Regions from separate parts of the Mus musculus genome. Here region 2 is linked to region 1. Evidence: chromatin loops called from intact Hi-C (ENCODE). Cell type or tissue: heart. All regions are shown on one strand. Links, peaks and the distances in the headings refer to the core of each region. The heading gives the core; the rest is flanking DNA.

Region 1 (7,997 bases), core at 2,171-6,170:
AGGGGGCTCAGGTAAGTCACACCTTTGCTCAACAGACAGGCTGGGACACGTCAGAAAGCGAGCTGAGTGAGGGGGAGCTGGAGAGGCGAAGGCGGACACTCCTACAGCAGCTGGACGACCACCAATGACCCCACGAGCTACTTTCTGCCTTGGACTTCGTGAGGCAGTGGCTCCAGGGTCGCCTCAGCATCTGCCTCAGACTCCTTCGTCTTGTCTGGTCTGTGTCCACTTTTCCTAAAGTAACCCACCCCCAACACACTACTGTTAGCACCTCTCAAGGTTGCTTTTGGTGTTCAAGGGTCCCCTAGTTCTCAGACTAGTGCAGTCCTTGCCCTCAGCCCCAGACCAGAGATGGGCAGTCTATACCACGGGGTGGGTGATGCCAGTAGATAGTGTGAGAAGGGGTCTCCAGGAAAGAGACAGGCTGCTTGGACACAGCCTGGGTGGCCGAGGGCAGGGTCCTCACCCTCTAGCATCAGTGCCTGCTCTTGCCTGACCTGGCCCTGGGGCTCCACCACTACTTCCTCTCCCCTGGGACCCGATGTATGTGTTCTGTTTTGTTTTTTAAATAATATTTATAACATGATCTACAACTCCTTTGTCCTCTTCATGTACTATCCACTGGGGACCAGCAGAGGGCACTCCAGTTCTGACAGCTTCCTCCCTGTGTTTAAAGCCCAGCCAGGCTTCCCCTGCCATCTAGGCTCATCACTCCTGAAATGGAGGAAAACACTTCCCACCCAAACTCATATCCTCATGGCCACTCTGACAAAGAGAAGACAGCTTGGTGCAAGACTTTGTTGAGAGGTCTGGGATTTATGTACAAGAAAGGAAAAGATACATATACAAAACAAAGTGCCCCTGCATTCCCTTCCAGGGTCAGAGCCCAGTAGGGAATTGAGCAAATAGTCTGTGAAGATCCTCTGTTGCCTGTTCCTGGGCCAGAGTCCACCTAGCTGAGGAAAGGTGAGATTGCGGCACATCCTTCCTCTAGCAGTCTTGGAGCTGGGACAGACAGTGCCTCTGCTCTTCAATCAGTGGGAAGACAGCAGGCAGGGTGGGGTCCAAGCCCTTCCTTGCATTGTTTGGAGCAGGAAGTGCCCATCCAGAGGGAGACCGCCAGGGGTCAGCTGCTCCCACTGCCACCCACTCTGCATGTTAAGTGTTAGCCCTTCTTTTTCCACTTTTGAAAGCCACAGGTCTTCCTCCACAATCCTTTGGTTTTAAGGAAGTGGAGCAGGAGGCAATGCAGGACAGCAGCTGGCTCAGGAAGCCAAGAAGATGGGTGCCAAGGTGGGTGGGACATGGGTCTAGGAGAGCAGAACAGCAACAAAAGAACCCTGAAGACGCAGGCAGCCAGTGGGCCTGCCATTGCTCCTCTGTCCCTTTTTACTAGGGCTCAGCAGAGTGGGCCCAGGCAAAGATTATCCAATATTGGCAGAGTCCAGGGATCCATTAGTGTGGATACTCTCTAAACCAGAGCTGACTGTGGGATTGCAAAGGCGGGGTGGGGGGACCCGTATTTCTTCTTGGATGTACTTCCTCCTCTAGGATCCCACTAGACCCTGGGAAGAGGGGGGCTGTGTACCCTCGTGTGCTGAAGCCGGAAGTGGTTTTTCCCAGCCCTGAACTGACCCTTCAGGAAATGAAGTTGAAGACTTGGGGCAAAGTGCACTATGGGGGGCACTAGGGAAATGTCAGACCCCTATAGACCTAGTGCCCACAGTGGCACAGGGACGAGCCAGCCTCAGCTGGAGCAGCAGGAGCTTGAACAACACAGCCTTCTGCTGGGCCCTGGGCCCACTGTCCAGATCTGCAGGACTCTGAGAATTAAGGTACTTCTGCCTCCAGGAGGATCTCAGTGGGGACCTGGAGCTCGAGGAGGGCCACTGGGTGGTACAGCACTCCTGACTTGACTGTGAACGACCATGCGTTGGTGGTTAAAGCCTGTGGGGAAAACAAGCGCATGAACAGTGACTAGGCAGGGACACCGAGCAAGACAGCACCTGAGGAAGAAGTCAGCCATGAAAAGGTCAGGGAAGCTCTTAGAGGAAGGCTTGAGAGCCAGCTAGAAAAACTGCTGGAACGATTCTCAGAGGGTAGCATAGGAAACTAAAGGCCACCCAGGAAAATATTAAGCCAAACTAGATGTCAAGAAGCAGAGGTTAGGGACATCTATCCCTGAGTAGGAGCTACTAGAACTCTTAGGGGAGACCAGGACCCAAGCAAGATACTTTGGGTCTATGACTGGAGCCTCAGTCATCCAAAGCATTAGGTCTTGCCTGCTCTGGCCTAGCTCCTAACCCTGGCCCAGAGACACCTTAACCCTTGGATCTTAGTAGCTAGGACAGTATTAGTGGGAGGACCCATGCAGGGATAAGCTGTGTTTCTCAGAGCATGCAGCATGCAAAGTCTGTGTCTCCATCACTGGGAGGATGCTACCAGAAGATGACTCCAAGGCATGCAGAGAGGGCAGCTAGAGTGCCCAGTACCTGTCAGGCTAACAGTTTGACTCGTCATGGTGGGCTGCATCACAGAAGAAACGTGAGCCCCGCTTGGCAGTACGTGCCGTGAAAGGGACACTCTTCAACACTACGGCCCAGGAGAGACAGTGATCAGGTCTTATGGGAAAACAGACTAGGAAGCAGGACCAAAGGGAATTAGGTCAGGCTCTGGGAATTGGGCCCAGTGGACAAACGTCCCACCTGTGATGATGTCCTCAATGGTACCATCCTTCCCCTCGTAAACAGGCCGGTGTTCCTTAGCTTGGCGCCGCCTCAGCTCTGCAATTAGCTCCTGCTGTTGCCATTTGTTCCGCTGGGATGGAGTCTAAGCCAGATATTACAAGGGGAAGGAAGTCATCACTAACCCAAAAGCAACTGGTTCCTGTCCCAAGATGTAGGCTGAAGATGACCCTGCTGAGAGTAACCCTGTGTCCTGTCCATCGGTGTCTACCCCTCCCTCTAGACTCACGCTGTCAGCCACTCCAAGGGAGGGAGGGAGACAGACACAGAGAGTGTGTGTGTGTGTGTGTGTGTGTCTTGGTTCTCCATGTCCTTCCTTGCTCCTTGCTCCCTGCTCCCTGAATCCTCAATTCTCTGTCCTGTCTTCCAGACCAGCTCTTGGTCCCACCCACCTTGGCATCCAGCTTCTTGGCTTCCTGAGCCAGCTGCTTCTCCCGCATTACCTCCTCTTGTTTCTTGCGAGCTTCATTCTCTTGTTCTGCTTCCTTAGATAGGACCAAGAGAGGGGAAGGAGCTTGAGGTTTTCACAGGCTGGAAGGGAGGGCCTGACACTAAGCATGAAGGGTGGGTGGCAGTGGGACCAGCTAACCCCAGGTGGCCACTCTCTGGAGGGGTACTTCCTGCTCTGAACAATGAAAGGAAGGGCCTGGGCCCCCACCCTGCCCACCAGTCCACAGTTTAGAGGCCTGTCGCCAGCTTCCATGGTTCCTTCCCTAGACCTTAGGAACTGGAAAAGTCTCAGACTTGAAGCCCAGGCTCGCTCTTGACTAATCATCTTCTACCAGCATAACTCCTGAAACGTTTCTTCAACTTACCTTGTAAGAACGAATGAATCGGACAAATACTGGGAAAAACACAGAAGGAGGTGTGGTCTTGGGACTCTCACCAAAGTAGCGCACAACTGCATTGTAGGCCTCCTGAGTAAGTAAAGGGCAGACAGAGGGGTCATCCCAGTGGGGAGGAGGCCCACAGAAAGCAAAGCCTGCTGCCAGGAGAGGAAAGCCAGTTACCCAAGCCCCTCCTAAGTCATAGCTTCAGACATGGATATCTGCTATCTTTAAAGTCCCTTGTTACTACCCCCTCACCTGCCCACACTGCTGGCCAAGAGTTGGATGCCTACCTCAAGTGGCCACTGTGCTGGCTTTAGATGTTTGTTTCCCCCCCACCCCAGTTCCTCACTCACCTCGGCAGTCTTGGCATCACGCTGGAGCTTGTCCAGTTTGCCTTCATTGGTACTAAGGAAGTTTCGAAGGACGCTGTTGTCATGAATGCTGCATTCCCGCCGAATCAGCTCCATTCCCCGGCCCAGCTCTTTCACGTCTAGCAGCACGTTCTCCAGGGACACTGTTTACCAAGAGCCTGGCTGAGGCTTACCCAGGCCTACAGCACATTTGTCCCACCATGTCCCCTTGGCATAGACTTCAGGGATGTACATGTAGAGAAGTCTGTGTCAAGCAGGCTGGGCTCTCTCGGGCAGTAGGAGGGAATGGAGAGAGTTCATGGGCCCAAAGAACAAGGTAGCAAAGGAAGGAAAACCAGAGACAGCTAGTCCCCGTCCCCCGTCCTGTCCCCGTCCCCCCACCCCCCCCACCACCCGGGCAGGACAGAAACAGTAGTACTGTGTATCTGTCTGTAGGGGGCTTTACAGGTTTTCTAATCACATCACAGACATGATTAGAGAACTACACTCTCTGGGCCAGGCTAAGGGAAACCTGATCCTACTTGAGCACATGGAAGGCTCACTCTCTTTGGGGTTGCCCCTGCTCATAGATTTAGTAGTGAGAAAGAAGATAGCAAAAGCCAGAAATGGACCGGGTGTTCCTCCTGTTCAGCTTCCTGGGATCGTCTTGAAGAGGGCACCCTCACCTGCTGCAGCCTTCTCCACAAAGTGCAGCTCCTGCCAGAAGTTAGCCAGTTCCGGGTATTTCTCCTTCACCGTCAAGGCAATGAAGTGCAGCAGGGTCATCTTTCGGTCCGTGGACTTGGTGTCCAGCAGCTGAAAGGGAGAGGTGGTGGCAGCACTGAGCGCCCTGGCTTGGGCACTAGGGTCTGTATGTCCTGCACATGCTGTCCCTGCCATCTTACCAGGTCCAGGCTCTGGAGCTTGAAGCCGTAGACAGCACCTCGCTTGCTGCTGTTCATGTAGTTCCCCAATGCAAGGATGATCTGTTGGTAAGATGCAAGGCAGGCAGCTCACAACAGCCCCAGGACCCCCCTGCCCTAGGACTTGAGACCCACCAGCACCAGGCACTCCCTTTCCCAACCTCCAGCATCTGCTTCAGTTTCTGTGAGGACTTGACGGAGGCAGAGGCTGCAATGATGGCATTCAGTTGCTGAAAGACAAGATGAACACTATGATACCCAGGTTGGGAGGAGGATAAAGCCAAGGCATAGGCCAGAAGGAAGGACAGTGGACATGACTGGTCACAGCAGTGCATAGTAATTAGGGAAGAGGCTGTACCGGTGTGAGCATCTGCAGATTGTCCTGGAAGTTGCCAAGAAAGGCCATGCCAGCCATTCGCTGGGTCAGCCGTTCCACCTTGCTGAAGAGCAACATGAAGCGGTCCTCAGCTGCCAGCTCCTCTAGTGGCTGTCGTTCACGCTCATACTGCCGCAACAGTTTCACCTCTGCCTCTGTAGGCAGGAAGCGCATCAGGCATTCCACGAAGTCTACAGGTAGTGTCTGTAAGTCAAACCTGTGTAGGATGAACAACACAGCACTTCAGGTGTGACATCTGTCCACATCTTCCCTTCTCCTTAGAAGGACTAGAGAGCAATACACAGGACACAGCTGCTGATGCTGTTCCCGCCCGATAAACTCTTCCTACTGGGCAGAACATGCAGCTTCTCTCACTGAGCCTGAGACCCAGCCTGGAGTCAGTATGCTCTGCTCTGGTTAGTGGGTAACTGAGAAAAGTGAGCAAGTCCTGTCAGGAACCCTGGAATCCAGGGAAACCCAGGTGCTGTGGGGATAACTGGGACAACAGCTATCTGGGGACCAGGCACAAGTTGGTGGGAGCCTCACGTGTGGATGGCCCTGCAGATCTCCTCAGCTGAGCGCCCAGCCTTGCGAAGGGTGATAGCCAGGTTCTTGGCACGATTGGCTTCCAAAAGGGTCACCTTGCTGGCAGCCTTTTGTGCTGTCTTATTCTTGGAGCAGATGAGATCAAGAGCAGGGCCCTGGGCTTTTGTCTTAAATAACTCTTCAAACCTGTCCAGGTCTAAGTCCTGGCAGAAATAAGAAGGCACAATGTTAAAAGCTCAAACAGTGACAATACCCACTGACCATGTGTCCTGCAGTCGTGACTAGATAATGGGGTCAGTCTTGCTCTGCCTGAAAGCTTTTCCAAGACCAGAAGATCTGGCTCTAAAGTCATCCCAGTCTCCAGGCCTCACACTAGCCCCACCCTTCTGGACCCCAAACCCCTGTCACCTCCAAAATCTTCTCATCATCAAGTTCACTGAAGACAGTGCCATTGATCTGATTGGGTTTTAGTGCTGTCCAGTTGAAGACTGGCAACCGGAACTTGGTCTTGATAGGTTTCTTGATGCGAATGGCTAGGTTTTCGAAGGAGGACAGATGTGAGATAAGAGCTGAGGAAAAACTCCAATAGCACTGCCCAGAGCCCTGAGGACACTCACCTGACAGGCCCACTGTCAACACCACAGAAGGAGCAGCACCAGGGAGAGGTGGGGCAGGGGGACACTTGTCTGGGAAGAATAAATGCCATCGTGACCCACAGTCCTAAGACTCTAGGCTACCCAAACTCTGCCTGCCTCCCTCTCCTTTGAGACCCAGAGAAGAGTGCTATGGAAGCTCTGGTCAAGTTGATCCTAGAAGTATACTGAAGGGGAGAGCCAGCACTAGTCCCTGACGGAGTTTCTCTTGTCAGTTTAACCTTCAGTTTGGCGGCCTTCAGAGGAATAATTGAGAGCAGCACCTCAGAGATCCTTGAAGCAGAATCTGCTCCCAGCATTCCTATTTCCCACAAACACTGGTCCTCCCTTAGCCCTCTCTCTCATCCTGACTTGATATCCTCCTGGCCCTCAAATGATGCTATTTCCCAGCTGTTTCCTAAGAAAGACATTTCTGACTACAGTACTGGCCTCACAAAAAACCTGCCCCTCCCGGCTTGGAAGTCCCAGTTACCTGGTAGTGGAGGAGGGGGCGGAGGCAAAGGGGGAGCTGGTGGAGGAGGCAGAGGAAGAGTCTCCTCAGTAGGTGGGGCTGGAGCCAGCAGGTCCAAGTCAGAGGGTGGGATGCCTTCAGTCAACTCTGTAGGGCCTACCCTGGCTAGGGCCTCGCCGCCCATGGATTCCAGGCCCCGGGCACTTGGCTCCAGGTGGCATCGGCGCTGGAAGGCCTCCTCCTTTTCCTTAATGAGCCTCCGAAGAGTATGCACCTGGTTGCTTGTGTTCTCATATGTCTCCTATCAGGCAGACAGCAACATTGAGGGAAGAATGGGCTGAAGGCTCTATAGTCAGTTCCCCTGGGAGTCAGAATTCCTACCCAACAGATTCCCAAGAAGGGTCATCTCAGTGTGCTCAAAATAGAAGAAATCCAGGAACAGCAAAGCTGGAGTGTGGCAGAGCAGAAAAGAAAGCTTGCTTCCACTGGTAATAGGTCATCTTTCTCTGCTCAAGTCTGTTCTCACTGCATAGGGCCCTCAAGGCTGAAGGAAAAGGATGCCCCTTTGAAACTCCCATTGGTCCCCTGCTAGATGGGCACTGCTGCTCTCTCCACAGACCTTACGTCTTCATTACTGCTTTTATTTCATTGGCTGTGGATACCAGCTCAGATGGGAGGTTCACGGAGAAGCCTTTGTGATCGCTCTATCCTTCCTGGCTCCCTCTCCAGTACTAGGAAGGGATAAGCAGATATCCACTGAGCCGCGCTCAGTAGCCACATAACCATATTCTTCCAAGACAAAGAGGTTGTGGCTTTATAACTAAGCTATAAAGTTAGGAGAAAAAACTCAAGAGACTGAAATAGGAGAAGCACTGCCCTCCAGGACCCCTGTAGACAGTAATAAGCAGTCGGGCTACTCTAACCATGCTCAGTAAAGAGCGGAGAAGCATTTGAAGAACAAGCCAGCAAGTGGACAGGAAGCCTGCCTGCCCTGGATCCTAGGGGACCAGGAGCACATCATCCACTCCCATTCTCGTCCGGGTCTGGCCAACTCCAGCTTCGAGATTCTCTCTCAAGATAAATCATGGGGAGGAAGCGAGGCGGTGGTGGTACACACCTTTAAC
Region 2 (7,769 bases), core at 1-4,000, 140 kb after region 1:
GGGGGGGTCCTGTAAGATTGAAGAGGGTCTACAACAAAGCAATTGTACAATGCTCACTTCCCCTCAGAGGCCTGAGCACACAATAGTGAGAGACTCCTTCCCCATGGTTCCTCAAACCAGTCCTGATTGCCGGCCTCTGTCTCCAACCACTTCCTCTGGCTGACAATTGTGTTTAAGCAGGAGGGCCCACTGGAGAACGGGAGAGTTGGCGGAGAGGGAAATCAAAGATTGCCTCCAAACCTAAGGAAGCCTTCAAGCCTAAAACCTCCAGCTCCTGAGGAAGGCGGTCTTTAAAAAGCAGCTGTTGGGCAGGCTGGGTGGGTTCATGTGAGCCCTCTGGAAAACCAGGCTTAGGAGATGAAGGCCTTCTGTGCCCTTGGGACAGCGCCAAGGCTAGAGAGACAAGAGGGGCCTTCCGCCCAGGATATAAAAAGAGGGAGTTGGGGTCCCAACTGCCGCTCTCCTGGGCCTGCTAAACCAAGGGAATGTCAGGCACAAATAAATTCTCTGCATTCTTTTCAGCACCCCAGCCCAAACCCAGAAACCTTTTCAGTCGGGGCTGCCCTGTCCCTTACTCCAGCCCAACCCATCTCCTTCGCTCAGCCTCTATTCAGCATGCAGGTTGTCGGGTTCCCTTCTTCCCACAGCCCCTCAGAGCCTCAGCAGGGTGGTTCCCAAGACCCGGTCACTCCGCCTTTCCCCGCCTCCCCCACGCCCTACAGCCCCGGGCCACAGGGACTGGAAGGAGTGCGAAGGGGTGCCCCGGGCTGCAGTCTGCGCCTGCGCTTTGGGGAGAGCCCCCTCCCTCCGCAACCCAGCACCGCTAAACGCTACCGGGACCGTGGGATACGGGGAGGGTGGGATGCGCAGTGGGGGCAAGGTCAGTGCTTTCAAAGAGGGAGGGACACCCGCCACCGGAACATCCCCCCACTCCCGAAAGTTTCCCTTCCGGGGCCACCGAGTGTGCGCGAGGATGGCGCAGGGGGCGGGAGGGGGTGGGGTGGGGGGGTGGACAAAGTCACAACAGGACCCCTCCTGGGAGAGTGCAGCGCGAGGGACCGGCAGGCGTCGAGGTGTGGGCCGGAAGCCTCGCTCGCTGCCCCTTCCAGCCAAAGCTGCCACGAGAGCCTTTCACTCCACACTCCGCGGCCCCCACCCGGGGCGTGCGGCCCCCCACCTCTCAGCCCGTTAAATGCCAAACAGGCCTGAACTTACCGAAATCAGGTGCTGAGCTCGACTGGCTTGGTCCACAGGGTCCATGGCCGCATCTCGGGGGCGGGAGGGCGAGGGGGGTGCAGGAAAAGGGGGGTACCGGAGCCACCTCTTGATGTCAAGGCTTTAAAGGGGCCAATGAGCCCCGCCCCTCGCCCAGACCCCGCCTCCCTCCTCCCGCTCAGCCAATCCACGCTCAGCCTGGGTGCCTGCCCCTCCCAGCTCTATCCAGATGTTCCCAGGACGAGAGCTAAGTCTGCCCGGCCGGCGCGCGCCGCTTCCGCCCGAGTGGGCAGGGCCTCCCCTCCCCTCCCCCCTGCGGAGAAACACTCTTCCTCAGGCCGGAGCTGACCTGCAAAGCCTTCGCGGTGCTCCCGGTGCTCCTGGTGCTGGGGATCGGGATGCCAGGCCCGGCCGAGTGGGACTGGAGCCGGGGCATTTAGAACAGAGAAAACTAAGTAGGTTTGCGCGGGCCCACGGGCATGCGCGTCTGCTTCCGTGGGTCTGGGCGTGCACGTGTATGTGGTTGAGAGCGTGTTTGTAATTTGCTGCATACGTGTTAGGTGCAAATCTACAGGAAGAGGCTTGAGTGTCTCCTTGGCCTGAAATGCACCCGCCTCTCTTTTCCATCTCTAGGTCGGGGACCTCCCAGAAATCTGGAAACTGGAAGCGAGGAACAGGCACATGTGTAGAAAGCAGTGCTGGTTTAAGAAGCAAGGCAGACCCAGGCGTGGTTGCTCATGAGAAATCCTCGCACTTGTGAGGCAGAGGCAGGTAGATCTGTAGTGCAGAAAAAAGAGACTGTGGTTGGTTTTTAGCTACTTTCTGTCAGGGAAGAAGAAAGTACAGTCCAGTCACTTCACTAACCGGGAGGAAACAAGCTAACTCTTGCAGGCCTTTGCAACTTAAGAGCTCAGTACGGTTGTCCTTGGTCTGTTTGTTGTTACTGATTGGTTGAGACAGGATCTCTAACTCTGGCTAGCCAGGAACTCATGATATAGGCCTGGCTGACCTTGAACTTGTCATGATCCTATAGCTTCTGTCTCCATTTTGGTCCTTAAACACTTCCTTGCCCTTCGGTGGATACCTTATAATCCTCAGCTATATGCACTGTATTAACTGGCCTGGATGCGCACACAGGGGAATTCAGAGGTATCTTTGGACACTTTGTATATTTTATTAATATTGCTTCTCTCTTAGGTGTACAAATGAGACTTAAAGCAAAATTAGTCCAGTAAAAGAACGGGTGCCCTACAAGAATGTAGGGTGGTCAGGTTGGCTGGGATGCATTTAAGGGGTCCTCTCTGAAGAAGGCATTTTAGAGTGGGAGTCTAAAGATGGAGAACTTGAGTAGGACCCAGGCAGGAATAAAGACAAGTGATTGGCAAGAAGCTAATTACCAGAGTGGGATAGCAAGCAAATCCTCTTTTGTAGGGGGGGGGGGGCAATGCAAGAGGTTTTATCTGGAAAACAGAATGAGCATTTATATAAGGGAGTCATTTTGGATTAAACAACAACAACAGAAGAAGAAGAAGAAGAAGAAGAACAACAACAACAACAACAACAACAACAACAACAACAACAACCACCACCACCACCACCACCTCCGGTCTCGCTGTGCAATTCAGGCAGACTTCCAACGCTCTGCCCCCCAGTGTCAGGACACAGGTGTCATGTACTGGGTGTCAGGACCGCAGGTGTGCCACCAGGCCTAGAGCATGCATGCACACACCAAGCATGCACTCTGGTGCCGAGCCAAATCCACAGCCTTCCACTCCCTCTTCATCTTGTTTCTTGATGTTCTTTGAGGGTGCCTTTGGACACTACAGGACTGATTAATCCTTGGCCAGTCATCCCGTATTTACGGAATAGGGATTAATGTGCTGACCCCGGGGGGATAACAATAATTAGACACAATCTCCCCTCAAAGGGTTTTGAAGCCCAACACAAATGATGTATCTGCGGTTCTTGCGTCTTGGGATGGAAATCTTAAGTCCGTCAGGTATTTCTAACTATTTTAAATGTTTTGCAGGTGACTGAATTTTTGGAAGCAAATGACATCTAGATTGGTTGGGTTTTTGTTTTGTTTTGTTTTGTTTGTTTGTTTGGTTGGTTGGTTGATCGAGACTGAGTGTACTGGAATTCTCTCTAGACCATGCTGGCCTCGAACTCAGAGATCTACCTGCCTTTGCCTCTCTCCTGAGTGCTGGGATTGAAGGTGCGCGCCATTGCCCGGCTTAGAGTGTTTGTTTTATGTTTTGTTTTGTCTCTTTCATGTGCTCACCCTTATTTAGTAGGCACAGACAGAGCATTTGTCCATGGCCTTGCCCTCCTGGCTGGCCCTGGAGCACTTGCTATTTTGATAGGCTTCAGGCTTCAGCTGTGAAGCTGTAGCAGCGCTCCACGGTTATTTTCTTGGGTGAGGCTTGCTACGTTTTGACTCGGTTTTACTAATCAATTTATTAAAAGTCTGAAGCCCCAAGATTGATTATTCTCCATTCTTAGTCTGCATCACTAATGACATCCTTCCCTTGTTTGTAATAAGATGAGCTAAGACTTCTTGGGGGCTGGGGCTGTAGACTGCTGTTTACACACCCGTGTGATGGTGTGGCATAACTGCGTATATAGTGATGATGACCCTAGAAAGCCACGCCCTCACTACTCACAGTGGCATTTGAATTCAGATCTCCCGGAACTGAATAATGGGTGATTGTGAGCCACCTTGTGAGTGCTGAGACTTAACCCTGGTCCTCTGCAATGGCATCAGGGTACTCAGCTGCCTTCCCACATTCTCTGCTTTAATGCTGTGTGGTTGACCATTTAGCGCTGGGTGTCTTCCCTCTTCAGAGGTTGGCGTTGAATCACTTTGCTGCCGTGCTGGCTGAGAAGATGGCCAAGTTTAGAACTCCTGGAATTAAGAGATAGTTGGGTTGTCAACTAGCTTCTCAGAATACCCTAACCTGCCTATTTTTTTTAGGTTGGGTCAACTTCAGGACACAGTCTAGATATTACTACTCCTACTAAGAAGGAGAAAGGTGCTGGCTAGTGCTCAGTTAATTTTCTCAACAGGAATAAGCATTGCCAATGTACTTTGAAATCTCTCACTGGTAAGATATGATGGATCTGCTCACATCTTTTAATTATTTTTTTCTTTTCTCCTCCTCCTCCTCCTCCTCCTCCTCCTCCTTTTCTTCTTCTTCTTCTTCTTCTTCTTCTTCTTCTTCTCCTCCTTCTCCTCCTCCTCCTCCTCCTCCTCCTCCTCCTCCTCCCCCTTCTTCTTGTTGGACCTAATGGTCCAGGCTTAAGGACCCTGCTACTCAGGAAGATCACAAATTCAAGGCCTGCCTGAGTTACAGAGTGAGTTCAAATGTCAGTTTAGGTAATTAAATGAGACCCTATCTCAAAATAAAAAGTAAATAAAGAGATGGGGATATTGCTCAGTGGGAGAGTACTTGCCTAGTATGTATGAGGTCCTGGGCTTAGTCCCCCAAATTTTTACTGCACGTTTTTTTCTATGCCAGGCATTGAGCATATGGTACCAGGCTAAGTAGTAGGGATGACTTGCAGACGTACCAATGTGAGAAGTATCCTAAGAGCAAAGCAGACTCTTGTGTGGTTTTAGGTGAGGGTTGGGGTAGAGCTGGTAGGATGCATAATCAGGCTAATATTTTGTGTTTTGTTTTTGAGACTGGGTCTCATTGTGTAGCCCTGGCTGGCCTGGAGTTCCCTATGACAGGGGTTCAAAGCCTTCCTGATGCTGCGATCCCTTTAGTACAGTTCCTCATGCTCCGGTGAGGAACATAAAATTATTTTCATTGCTACTTTGTAGCTGTAATTTTGCTACTGTTATGGATTGTAATGTAAATATCTGCTATACAGAATATTTGATATGTGACCCCTGTGAAAGGGACATTTAACCCCCAAAGGGGTCATGACCTATGGGTTGAGGCTGTCCTTGAACTCGGAGAGATCTGCCTGCCTCCCAGCGCTTGGATCAAAGGTGTGCGCCAGTACACTTGGCTTCAGAGCTGTATTTTGGAAAGATCGCTGTTGTCACAGTCTGGACAGACTGAAGTCAGGGCCACCAGGCAGAAAGATTTATAATAATTGGGGAAAAGGAGGGAAAGTGAGTGGTCTGGGGCAGGACTGTGAGAGGAGTGATGGGTATTAGAGACACAGAAAATATGGCAGGCTGGGTATGTGCTGCATGCCTTTATCTCACCTCTTGGGAAGGATCTCTGGGAGTTCGAGACCAGCCTGGTCTACATTCTGAGTTTCAGGTCAGCCAGAGCTACATAATAGAGATACCATGTCGCCATAAACCAAGAACCAAACACCAAACAAAGAAAATGGCATACATAGCTGTAGAAGCAATGGACCTTGGGGTTAGAAGGGGAGGGACGCAGAGAGGAGGCCAAGACCTTTAAATGGCAGACTTTGCAGCCAGGAGGGCTGCTCACTGACATAAAAGATGCTGGGGAAGAAGAGGTTTAGATGGCCTGCTTGCTTCCAAACAGGTTGGCACTGAAATGCCCAGAAGTGGGGCTGGAGAGATGGCTCCATGATTAGGAGCACTGACTGCTCTTCCAGAGGTCCTAGGTTCAGTTCCCAGCAACCACATGGTGGCTCTCAACCATCTGTAATGGGATCCGATGCCCTCTTCTGGTGTGTCTGAAGACAGCTACAGGTACTCACATATGTAAAATAAGTAAATGAATCTTTTTTTTTTTTTTAAAAAAAAAAAAAGCCCAGCTGGGCATGGTGGCGCACACCTTTAAATCCCAGCACTTGGGAGGCAGAGGCAGGCGGATTTCTGAGTTCAAGGCCAGCCTGGTCTACAAAGTGAGTTCCAGGACACCCAGGGCTACACAGAGAAACCCTATCTTGAAAACAAACAAACAAACAAACAGAAATGGCCAGAAGGTACCCTACTGGAAATTGCCTATCCACATTGAGTGCTTCCTTTGCAGTTCCCCCTTCCTAGTGCTCCCTTCCCAGTGCTCCCTTCTTAGTGCTCCCTTCCCAGTGCTCCCTTCCTAGTGCTCCCTTCCCAGTTGCTGCTGTTCCTCAGGAGAGGCTACAGATACACTGCATGTTAACCTCAATCCTTAGGACAATCCTGTCTATATATACTGTAGTGCATCATCCAGCCTAGAGAATCCCACCATTTCCTCTGCGTTCCAAGACGTGGAAAGGTTAGGATGCTAAGATGCATGTGATGAAAGCGGGAGAGAGGCTGGGGGAGAGGAGGCTGGCAGGGATGGGGAAGGGATGGTGTGGAAGGATGAACTGGCTTTATGTTACCCAGCGTTGTGGACAATGAATATATGCTTTTCTCGAGGATTCAGGTTTGACGGGCGCTCACTACTACCTGTGACTCCAGTTTCAGGGGATCCGACTCCCTCTTCTGGCCCTGCAGGCACCAGGCAGGCATGTAGTACACAGCTCAAACACTCATACCCATAAAAAATAATTAAAAAAAAAAAAGATTGGAAACAGTAATGTAGGCTTTTGGATACATACTTTTGAGGTTCGAGAGAGGATTTGGACTAATGGAATCTATGAGTCATTAAAACTGGGGGTAACTGAGCCAGGGTGGAGGAAGTCGTGCAGGAGGAGAGGGGGTGCTGGAACAGAACCCCGTGGAGTACAAGCATTCGACAGGGGGCTCCAGAGGAATGCCATCGCCAGAGTCCGAGCCAGATGTCCAAGGACCAGCCAGTTTCCAGTGAGCCAGAAGCTGGGTCAGGACAATCGTTCTTGTTGACTTTAGCCACACGTCACGGGAGACTGGCAAAACCAGATTCTGAACGGTTGAGAAAGACGTACACAGTAAGTAATGGAGTCAGAAAGCGCTCAGATCTTTCGAGAATCTTGGCTGTGTGGTTAGGGAAAAGACTAGGCAGATGTAGATGTACAAGGCAATTGGATATCCACAAGAGCCGTTTTAGTCAGCTATGGGGAGGCATGGCTTAATTTAGAAAATTGTTTAAATTTAATCTTTTAGAAGTACGTGCACGCCGGGCCGGGGAGATGGTTCAGTCAGTAAACTGCCATGCATACGAGGGCTGCAGTTAAGGTCACTAGCACCCATGTAAAAAGAAAAGGAAAGGAAAGAAAAAAAGCACATCTGTAACCCAGCAGTGTGCACGGAGGGGCCCCTGGACCTCACTGACCAGCCTAGTCAGTCAGTGTGGTCCAGATTCAATGGCAGACTGTGTCTCCAAAGATAAGATGGAGCGATAGAGGAAGACGCTTGATGTCAATCTCTGGCCACCATAAGCGCTTCCCACCTCCCCCAGCCCCATGTGCACATGTACACATATATATACTGTGTTTGCGTACACCCCATCTGAACTCACACTATGACACACACACACACATGCACACACACACACACACACACAAACACACAGTGCACATAGGGGTGGGGATTTCTCTCAGTCAGCATGAGGACCTGAGGTTGGATGCCCGGTACCCACAGAAAAAGTTGGCTGTGTGAGGCAGCTTGTGCTGGGGAGGCAGAGGCAGGGACGGGCCCAGAAGGACCCCTGGGG

The links. Peaks named below come from ENCODE experiments on the same cell type or tissue, not always from the same donor. Only the 100,000 strongest peaks of a DNase experiment are listed, where the experiment ranks them.
Region 2: a loop joins it to region 1, with 1.8 times the contacts of the local background. A loop is called at or near these places in 5 of 42 quality-filtered maps.

The regions. Positions count from the first base shown.
Region 1 is chr15:99,316,426-99,324,422 of GRCm38, forward strand. It overlaps Fmnl3 (formin-like 3), which reads right to left. Exons shown (of 27, transcript NM_011711.2): 14 at 6,895-7,174; 15 at 6,387-6,455; 16 at 6,178-6,302; 17 at 5,770-5,972; 18 at 5,206-5,440; 19 at 5,009-5,077; 20 at 4,830-4,910; 21 at 4,611-4,740; 22 at 3,928-4,088; 23 at 3,560-3,661; 24 at 3,137-3,229; 25 at 2,706-2,829; 26 at 2,493-2,592; 27 at 787-1,947. The coding sequence ends at 2,501. It overlaps Prpf40b (pre-mRNA processing factor 40B), which reads left to right. Exons shown (of 26, transcript NM_001370635.1): 26 at 36-593. The coding sequence ends at 128. Among named protein-coding and RNA genes, the nearest start is that of Prpf40b, 25 kb to the left of the region's middle. In heart, for the core only: CTCF peaks have their summits at 2,819 and 4,386; DNase peaks (open chromatin) are centred at 2,826, 3,246 and 3,946; H3K27ac peaks cover 1,202 bases.
Region 2 is chr15:99,456,417-99,464,185 of GRCm38, forward strand. Nckap5l (NCK-associated protein 5-like) reads right to left here and starts at 1,332. Exons shown (of 13, transcript NM_001001884.1): 1 at 1,216-1,332. In heart, for the core only: a CTCF peak has its summit at 1,604; DNase peaks (open chromatin) are centred at 195, 835 and 1,405; H3K4me3 peaks cover 2,401 bases; H3K27ac peaks cover 2,198 bases.